Linked DNA regions of Mus musculus: region 1 is linked to region 2. The links are chromatin loops, found by intact Hi-C in ENCODE. Cell type or tissue: left cerebral cortex. All regions are shown on one strand. Each heading gives the region's core, and the rest is flanking DNA. Links, peaks and the distances in the headings are about the cores only. Region 1 has its middle 2.9 kb from the start of Olfr1499. Region 2 has its middle 16 kb from the start of Dtx4.

Evidence for each region. Peaks named below come from ENCODE experiments on the same cell type or tissue, not always from the same donor. Only the 100,000 strongest peaks of a DNase experiment are listed, where the experiment ranks them.
Region 1: a loop joins it to region 2, with 12 times the contacts of the local background. A loop is called at or near these places in 10 of 42 quality-filtered maps.

The regions. Positions count from the first base shown.
Region 1 is chr19:13,815,840-13,821,227 of GRCm38, forward strand. No RefSeq gene overlaps it. Among named protein-coding and RNA genes, the nearest start is that of Olfr1499, 2.9 kb to the left of the region's middle. In left cerebral cortex, for the core only: a CTCF peak has its summit at 3,216 (motif pointing left); DNase peaks (open chromatin) are centred at 3,187 and 4,006.
Region 2 is chr19:12,515,046-12,520,433 of GRCm38, forward strand. No RefSeq gene overlaps it. Among named protein-coding and RNA genes, the nearest start is that of Dtx4, 16 kb to the left of the region's middle. In left cerebral cortex, for the core only: a CTCF peak has its summit at 2,951; DNase peaks (open chromatin) are centred at 2,994 and 3,327; H3K4me3 peaks cover 650 bases; H3K27ac peaks cover 427 bases.

The sequences.
Region 1 (5,388 bases), core at 303-5,302, 1.3 Mb after region 2:
GAAAGATAATCCTCAGGTTTGGGGAAAATGAAGATGCCACTTTTGTGCTTGCATTCCAACACCGTTGCAGGCAGGAATCTCTTTTGCTGCATACCAATGTGTGTTTAGCCATCGTCCATACATGCTTCCCCATATTTACTCATGAGCTTCCTCATCAGTAGTAAGTCCCACCTGGTTGTTCTTTCCTTGATGCTGAATCCTGTATCTCTTTCACTTCCGTACACTGACCTTAACTTTTGCCCTTATACTCAAACCAATTTAACCTATTCTTCCCTTTAAAAAATAGGGAATTGATCGGCCTGTAATTTTGTGCTAAATATTTCCTTATTACATGCATTCATATATTCTTCTCGCTATTATACCGTCTTCAAGTATTCATAAAATACTAAAAGCAACTTTTTTCAACTTTAGTTTTTACCACTCCACTTCAAAGACCATAATATTTAAGATACTGTGGGTCAATATTTTTTAGCATATAACACCCAAATTTAAACACTAAACTCATAGTCTTCCTATTCTTTAGTTCTGTTCCTTGGCTCATATTATCTATTCCTATTGTGCCTCTATTATTTTGTATATCCATTTATTTTTATTATTAATTCTTTTATTATTATTGTGAAAATTTTATACATGTGGATAATTGTTCTTTGATGTTGTATCATCCAATATTCTTCCTTGTCCTGTTCCAGCTCTTACTCTCTTTTCCTCTGATAGTGCTCTCTTTGAATATAGGCCTCAAATACCAGAGAAATCTCTCCTCCATCCAGACATCATTGTCTTGCCTTGTAATCCTGTATGTGTGTGTTTGTGTGTGTATACATATATGTGTGTGTATACATATATACTACATACATATATTATATAATATATATATGATACACTAAACTATGCAATTTTATACAACACCTATTATATATTATCACATATAATATTTGTGTTTAAATATGTATGTTTAAATATGTATTTATATGCCATACTTTTATATCCATTTTATGAAAATAAATGTCTATGTCATTGGGGTATTGTCAATGCTAAATAATTTAATACTGAAAGGAGAATAGATCATTGCTCAGCATAAAGAAAGAGCTAAATAATGTTGACCATTATAATTTTTTTCATTGTATTCATCAACTTAAATAGTATCTACTGACTTGTAGCTCTGAAAATAATGTACTCATTTTGCATACATTTCTACTATATTGCTCATAATATATCTTTAAATAAGGCATGTTTTATACATATATATACATGTTTATTTCAATATTTAATAAAAATGTGTACTCACTAAATGAGTTAAATATTCTTCTCCAATTGTTTCTTACTTTCTATTCCATTTTAACAACTTTAATTCTTTTACACATTCAGGTAAAAGTACTTGCTAGTTTACAAAAATACTCTAGGTTTTGTCTATGAGTTGGTTATTTTGTCTATAAGTAACTGATCTTTATTATTCTTGCAGATATGCCATACATTAAAATGATCATCATGTAATTGTGGCCATAAAGGAAGATCTGCTAGACTTCTGTTACTTCTAGAGAAAATCTTCAAACTTATTGAGTATGAGTGCTTTTTTTACTGTACTGTATGGATGACTTTAAAATTACATTTAATTTTCTGTATGAGTCAATATTTGTATTTAATAAATTAGCTTGTTTCCACATAGCATAGATCTGATTCATATGACAACACATGTTCATTGCTGATCATTCTATGGATTCTAATAAAAGAGCCTTCAAGTTCACCTTCACTGGATCTTTACATAAGATTTCAAAGGCATTGCTACTGTTCTAGAACCTTCTCTTTTGAGTAATTTATAGGTAATTAACAACTGCAAGGTAACATCAACCTCAGTTATGGACATAATATTGAGTCCAGACATAAAATGTCTTCTGAACTAACTTGAGGCAAAGCAAAAGACATGTGATCCTATTGACCTCTACTGGTCCTCTTGAACTGTTTGCCAAAGTATCCTGACAGGACATTATCAGCCACTTCAGATTGGAATTTGCTAAAGCAAAGTCCTTGAATTTATAATCAAATCCATGGCTATCAAAATTAGGTCATTTAGACAATCTTTTAAAGCCAGAATTTTATTTGTTATAACAATATGAAATTTTTGTATCACTATATTTTCCCATATGTTTATATTCACAGTAAGGAAAACTTTCCCTGTGCTTAAATAAAAGGTTTTCATTTTCAAACAATGAAAGAACTTGGTTAATTTTCAATATTTCTCTCTCCATATCATTCTTAAGCTTTGTAAGTACATTTTCTGTCTCATGACTGGTTTGTAAATCATTGTGATAGATTTACTGTTCCAAGCACCTGAGCAGAGACTAAGCATCAGTATACTGAGTGGAAATACAGCCACACTAAGACAACTCTCTCTCTCTCTCTCTCTCTCTCTCTCTCTCTCTCTCTCTCTCTCACACACACACACACACACACACACACACACACAAGATTAATGAACATTTAAAGAAAGCCTAGAACACAATGGGATGAAAATTTTACTTGTCAGTATGCTTTTATTATAACACAGAGCAGAGAAGACAATGAGGTCTCTGGGATATCCCTAGGAAAAAAGAAATGTCTTAGCCAAGAATAATGCTACAGAGAAGAGTGGTCCCAAATCTTGTACTTTATGTTATAACCTTATCTCAAACTCTTTCTTCTTCTTCTTTCAAAGGATGAGTATCATTGATGACAATAAAGCTCAACAGTGCTAAATCCCTCCCTTCTGGAGTTAGTGTCTCAAAACTTCCACATATGTATTGTGCTTTTACTTTGCTTCAAGCACGTTCAACTGGACAACAACATTATGAGGTAGCATCAGCCAGTCTTATTTTAGATATGAAAAACTGAGCTTTGGATACTTAATTATTTTTCTAGACATAGAACACCTAAAAAGCAAAACTGATTAGATTTTACCTTGGTTCTCAGACTCAAATTGAGCTCATTCAGACAATATTGCTTTTCCAAACACAGGTGATATTTTGGCAAACACTTTTTCTGGACCAAGTATGGTGTGGTACATTCTGCATTATCTTACATATATGACTCTGTGAAAGAATCGTTTGTTTTGGAGAAGACTCGGATTCTGGATAGTTAAATAAGTTATCCATGGTTAGTCAGTGAAATGATCTGCAGCCTCACAAATCTACTTAGTCCAAAAATCAGAGCTCAAACGCATGGGGTTGGTTCCCCCTAGTGGATAAATACAGCATACAACAACTTACAAGGCAATCTTGTATCCAAATTCTGTAGTGTAATACCAATCTCATTTGCATGAAAACAAAGGTTTCAAAAAAAGGTGACTTATCTTACCTATTAGACTTCTAGGATGAAAAATGTTCCACGACGTGACTGTTTCCAATGGTCAAGGCAAAATTTTCACCCAGCTCACCTTTTCTGGTTTGTGTACCCCTTATTTTAGAGCCAGTATCTCTCCAGGATTTCAAGGCCAATAGTTATGCGATAATTACTTGGTAGAATAATCTGGTTGATTTATGGATTTTGAATTCAGAATGAATAAATGTTGTTAAAGCACTTTATACAGAGCATCTAAGATCACTGACATAGCTCAGTGTAAGTTATGGATTTTTATGTTTTCAAACAAATCAAATGGATGGTATGAAAAATGCTTTGGGAGTTGGCTGTGTGAGAGTAACAAAGTAGAAAGAGTTCATGTGGTTACAGATCAGCTCCAGAGAGAGTCTTTGGGGCTGTTGGGGAAAACCAATCCCTGGAGAGAGAATGCACCTTGGAAATCACTACTGTCTCATCCTCTCTACTCAGCTTAGAAGATAAAAACAAACCTTTTGGGATTACAGGGAACCCCCTAAGCACTCTTCATCATATAGCTCAATAGCAGCATGTTCAGGAAATGAACTTTTTGCTGTGACTTATGTTCTGCTCAAGTTGTTATTGAAGTGTGGTGTTGTTTCTGGAGCTTGGAGCTGAGGATTTTTCATGTCTCTGCACAGAATTCATCCTCAGTCTTGCTGTAAAATCACACTTCTGAGCCTCATCTGCTGCACATTTGCTGAGGAGATGTGACTACTGAACTTGGAGAGACTGAGTGTGGAATAGTCTAAACATATTTTATGTGGTTCTCTGAGTAACCTGTTTGCTCCTTGGCTTAAAGAGGATACATTTCCAGGGTGTCTGTAGTCACCTTTCTCTGTTACATTTCCTGTCTTTTCATTGTCTCTGAAACCCAGAAACTTTGAACCAGTCAATTTACCCTGGGTGTCAAAGAACAGAGGTAGCCAAATAAATATTGTAACTCCTGACAGTGAACATGGATAATTACACCTGTCAATGGATTTTTTGACAATACTTGCTGTCATTTTCTGAATCTAAGCATTGAAATGACTCAATAGTGAGAGTTTGTCCATTTGTTAGAAGTATACAAAGTACAGTGTGAATTTGGGACTGAGTAGAGGAAAATAGGAGGGAGAACACATGGTAATTAGGCTATTACGTTCACTTCCACTGGGTAAGGAGGGATGATTGCAGAAGTAATTAGATAGTATCTTTTACCTTCCCCTTCTTTTTGAAAGATTGGGATAGTTGTAGCATTTTGGTATATAATTTAATTATGGTTCTTGTTATTAAAACTAAATATTATGCTATAAATTCTGTTTGGAGTTTAAGGAAGAGCAATTACAATTTACATTAGCTTCCCTTTAAAAATACTTGGAATAGCCAGTTGCCGTTCAAAACCCTCACCCCCTGGTATTCAGACACATCCAGCTTCACTAAGACGATTACTGGGGAAGCAGATACCCTGCCCAGCCTGATACCAGGATGGGTACCAGGGCACCTTCCAGCTCCCACCTGTGCAGACTTGGAGCAGAGACCCCGTGCTGAACCGGATTTCTCACAGCACACACCTCAATTGCAGCTCAAACCCACAGGTATTTAGACATGTCCAGATTCACAGGTGAGATCATAAAGCCCACCCAGAAATCTGCCATCCTGGGACCACTTCGACCTAGGGAAACAGATTCCTTCCCAGCCTGAGACCCTGGCACCTTCTGACTCCCACCTGTGCCACCTAGGAGCACAGACCCGATTCCACACAGCACAGACGTCAGTGGGAACCCCCAGCTCGACTCCCCAGGGTCACAGGAAGGACAAGCTCCAGTCAGAGACAGGGAGGCCAGATAACACCAGAGATAGCCAGATGGCAAGAGAAAAAGCAGAAGTACATAAGCAACAGAAACCAATTTGACTTGGCAACATCAGAACCCAATTCTCTCACCACAGCAAGTCCTGCATACCGAAACACACCCTAAAAACAAGATTCAGATCTAAACTCACATTTCATGAAGATGATAGAAGACTTGAAGAAGGACATACATAACTCCCTTAAAGAAATTC
Region 2 (5,388 bases), core at 252-5,251:
AACGCTTTTCTGTACCCAGTGATAGGATTACGTTTATCTCAGTTCTATTTTTGTCACTATTCGGTCCACTCCCCACACCTTTATCTAGCAATGCAATCAGGACTGGCATCTTCCATGGTCTTGTGATCTTAATTTTCCTTTTGTGACTATCTGAAACCCTGTCTGTTATGCTTTTCTCAGGCTTGAGTTGACATGGCCAATTCACTATCAAATTTGTGCAAAGGAGGTCCCCAAGAGACCCATATACATCACTTGATTGGCTGTCTCATCTCTTTCTTCCTCCCTGTCTGCCCCTCTTTTGCCTTCCCTCCCTCCCTCCCTCCCTCCCTCCCTCCCTCCCTCCCTCCCTCCCTCCCTCCCTCCCTCCCTCCCTCCCTCTCCTCATCCCTCCCTGTCTGTCTATCTCTTTCTTTCCCTCCCTCCCTCCTTCTCTCCCTACCTGTGCCATAGAAGCTCAATTACATCTTCCTTATGAGCTGGTATCATTACCCGCTGCTCCTCAGATGCTAAGTTTGTGAAGTGACAGACACCTCTCTGTGTCTCCTGGCAGAAGTGTTTCCCTTCACAGGGGGTCAGGACCTGGCAGCCTGATGAGTCCTACACTGAGGAACAAGAAGAAAGGCCAGGAATGTATTCTAGCAAGCCATCCCTATCTATATCCCTTGCTTCCCAGGGATGTGTCAGAAATCTGATGTGGACCTCCCTGCCTTCAAATCAAGATATTCGGTGTTAGACTTTCTCCTGGAAGCTCCACTGTGCTTCTACAGTGTCCACCCAGCTATCCCAGACTATCTATCTTAAAGTCCACTAACTCATGTTGTTAATTTCACTTGCCACTTTATATCCTCTCTTCTATGGAGCCTAGCATACAGTTCTAGGTATTAGGGTGTGTGTCCCTGGGCATCTTCTCCCATATTCCTTATGCAATTCACTTAGAGTCCCTTTGTTGCTCATGTTCAAGGCTAAGTGTTCATTGTATATCTTCTCAGAGAGTGTGATTTGTCCATTCCTGATATTATGATTTGTAAATCCGGACACAAAATGGAAAGCTCTGGATGCATAGTCACCTGAGTTCTCACGGTTAGGTCATTCAGAATAAGGCTAAATACCCATAGGTGCTGTTTACAGGAGAGTTGGTTCTCCCCACAGGAAAAAAAATGAGCCTTGGTTCAAAATCCCAGAAATCTGTGCTGTGATTTTTTCCAGTTCATTGTGCTTGTATTGAATCTGATAGTTTTAGTATCTACAGAGCAGCCAGGATGCATGACAAAAGCAGTATCCTGTCTCAACCAATGGCTCTTCTGAAGATCCTCTCCTTTTTTTTTTTTTTTTTAAAGAAAATATCTATCTATCTATCCACATCCCAAATACTGCCTACCATCTTGGTCCCCCCTCACAGAGTTTATACCCCTCCCCTTCATCTCTGAGAGGGCAGCCCTCTTCATCCCCCTTCTTTGGTGCACCAAATCTCTGCAGAGTTAGGCACATCCTCCCCCACTGAGGCCAGACATGGCAGTCCTCTGCTACATATGTATCGTGAGGCCTTGGACCAGCCCATGTTTGCCCTTTGGTTGGTGCATCAGTCTCTGGGAGCTTCCAGTAGTCCAGGTTAGTTGACACTGTTGGTCTTCCTGCAAGGTTGCCATCTCCTTGAGGGCCTTCAATCCTTCCCCTAACTCTTCCACAGGGATCCCTGACCTCTGTTTAATGTTTGTCTGTGGGTATCTACATCTGTCTCAGCTGCTGGGTAGAGCCTCTCAGGGGGCTGCTATGCTAGGATCCGGTCTGTGAGCACAACATAGCATCCATAATAGTATCAAAGGTTGTTGCTTGCCAGTGGGTTGGGTCTCAAAATGGGCCAGTCACTGGTTGGCCATCCTTCAGTCTCTGCTCCGACTTTGACCCTGTATTTCTTTGGGTCAAACGTTTTGTAGGTGGGTTGGTGTTCCCATCCCTCCACTGGGGATCCTGTCTGACTACTGGAGGTGATCTCTGTTGTTGGGCATTTTGGCTAACGTGATGTGCAATCCCTTTTCTAATGTGACACAGCTGACAGTCTGTGTGTGAACCTGCAGATGGGTGAGACAGTACAGCCCCTGAGATCTGTGCTGCCTCCAGACTCAAAGAACGCAATCAGAGGGCATATCTCCTTCTTCCCAGTGGAGTCTATACATCTCTCTTCTAGGTGGAATATGCAAGATTTGATTTTACTATGGTTAGGAGGTCCCAGCATATCTCTAGTTTATAGAATTTCTGGTTATTCTTGGAGTGTGCTTCTCATATTCGGAGGTGAATCATACTGGGGATCTCATGCATTGTGTTGACAAGATCTGAGGAAAATAAGGGAAAAAATTCCTCCACAAGGACAGCTCTCTCTCTCTCTCTCCCTCTCTCCCTCTCCCCTCTCCCTCCTCCTCCCCTCTCCTCCCTCCTCTCATCCCCCTCTTCCCCTCTCTTCCCCCCTCCTCCCCCCTCCTTCCCTCTCCTCCCCCTCCCCTCTCCTCCCCCATCCTCCCCTCTCCTCCCCTCTCCCCTCCAGTCCCCTCTCCCCTCTCCTCTCCTCCCCTCTCCTACCCCTTCCCCTCTCCTCCCCCTCCTCCCCTCTCCCCTCCTGTTCCCTCTCCTTTCCTCCCCTTCCCTCTTCCCTCTCTTCCCCTCTCCCTCCCTCCCTCCCTCCCTCCCTCCCTCCCTCCCTCCCTCCCTCCCTCCCTCCCTCCCTCTTTCCACCCTCTTTCCTTTTCTTTCTAACAAGTGCTGTTCCTTTTTCTAGTTGGCGAGTCTCAGTTAAGTCACACCAAGAAGAGAACACATGGAGGAGAAGGCCTCTGGGACCCCCGGGCTCTGTTTCAACAGTTTCAACAGGTTATTCCACAGAATCCTGGCTCCTTTATTTTTTTTTTACTAGTTTTAAGGGTGTACTTGCTGCTTTTTTCCTGCAGGCGGAGACATTGTGTTGGAAATAACCCGTGAATGTACCCACAAGCGTTCAGTTCAAGCACAGCAGGACTTTCCGGTTCCGATTCTGGGTTGCTTTTGCGAGTTTATGCAGAGGGCAACTAAGGATATACACTACACGTCCACTGGAAGCCGATGGTAAACAGGAGGGTGCCTTCTGAGGTGGAGAAGTGAAGCACATAGCACAACATCCTACAACAGCAACTTGAAACCTTTCATGAGCTCTCATTCATAATTTTCTCATTGCTTTCCCTTCCCCACTGCAAATTTCACGTAAATCAGTTGACTCTAATGCTTTTCCCCAACTCGATCACTGGGGAAATCAGAAGTTTAGAACAATATTCCTGCACAGGAGCCGGGGAATACGGAGATGCTGACAAAGCAGGGCTAGAACGCAGCAGTAAGGATAGCAGAGAGGGACAGAAAGCTATGACCAGCCCTTCCTTTGGCTCCTTGCTCCAGAGATGGCACCAAAGCACCAGCATGCATGTCAGACTTTCAATATTATCAATTAATGGCAGGTTGATCAGGACGAAACTCCATCTTTACCTCCATTCTCATTAACTTCCTCCCCTTATTTTATCTTTTGTTTTTCCTGTAATTGAGAAGGTACTTGTAGTTAGATTTAGAGCCACATAGCTCATAGTGATCTCATTTCTTGATCCCCTATTATATCTACAAAGTTCTTTTGTCCAGATAAGCTAACTTATATGCATGTCCTGGGTTAGAACTCTGAAAAGCCTCAGAATGGGTGTGCTTCAACACAATACTACTATCTTGACTCACATAGATGTTCATTTATAAAGATTCATTTATGTTCATTTCTGGAGGGAGAGAGAGAGAGAGAGAGAGAGATTTACTTTCTTTTTAATCATGTGTACAAGTGTGGTGGTGGGTGGGTATGGGAAAATGTGTAAGTGTCCATTCTTGTTTGAATATATATATATATATATATTTATATGTATATATATTTCCCTATAAGGTAGATCACAGTCATTTTTTTTTTTTTTTTTTTTTTTTTTTGGTTAGGAACATTAGGCAAAGTTTCAGGATTATTCATGGAAGACACTTACACAGCAAAACCATCAATACAAACATCACAAAATACAAAGAATGTGGCAATACATCCACAAGGAGGAGAGTTGCCCATGGTATGAGGGCTGAGAAGAAGTTAGAAGGAGGTCCTGTGCCATTTGCTCTGGGAGACTGCATTCTTCAGTTCTCTGTGCAAAGTTACAAATGAGGAAAAACCAGCAAAAGGAGGATTTGACTTAGGCGATTTTTAGGGAGTTTAGTTAATTAGTTAACATCATTTTTAGGAAGTAAGTACATTTTTGGGTGCATGTTGTAAAATTCCCGAAGAGTCAATAAAAATATTAGGTTGGGGGGCTGGTGAGATGGCTCAGGGGGTAAGAGCACCCGACTGCTCTTCCAAAGGTCCGAAGTTCAAATCCCAGCAACCACATGGTGGCTCACAACCACCCATAACAGAGATCTGATGCCCTCTTCTGGTGTGTCTGAAGACAGCTACAGTGTACTTACATATAATAAACAAACAAACAAACAAACAAATAAATAAATCTTTTTAAAAATTAGGGTTATTTATTTGGGGATTAATTGTTTCAGTGTTACCTGGCAGTGGTAGCCCATGCCTTTAATCCCAGCAATTGGGAGGCAGAGGTAGGTGGATTTAAAAATATATATATTAGGTTGGGGGGAAAATATGGGATTGAAGATAAATCACTTACTGCGTTTTGTCTTAGATTTGATGGATTACCACAGTGGCTGCACTGGATTTGAATTGTGCTTCAAGAATATCTCCTTGGGAGATGACAGAGAGTAGGAGAAGCGTCTCATCACGTGCTGGCTGATATTTAGAAAATAAACAGAATTGTGGGAAAGGCTTCTCTTAGCTTATAATTGATGGTGAGTTCTCTCTCCTATCACCTTACCATACCCTCGCATGCCTTCTCCCACTCCTCTACTTTCTGTTTGTAGATACACAGCTTTCTTCAGTGTGAGCGAATGTACTTTATGATTTTTTTTTTATTGTTGTGAGATGGCTTCCTTCCTCCTGAAGGAAGCCATACTGTGGAGGAGCTCACATCTCAGGACTTTAAGTTGCAACGTATAAAGTACTTAAGAAAAAACGTGCCTGCTCTATGAACAACAAGTTCCATGGGTTGGCTTTTTTTTTTAAAGTTTTGTTTTAGTTGATTTTGTTTGTAAATTACAGACAAAAGTTTTAAGTACTATGGGATGTACAGATTGGGATTGGTTTCTAAATCTGAAATTCATTTTTTTCCTGATTATCTTAAAAATGTATTCGGATCCATGGGCTAGGCGGAGGCTTCGGCACCCACGCAACTCAATCTCCATTCGGGTTCCCCAACAACTGCAGAAGGGGCTGTAGCCTGACTGAGGAAGCCAGTC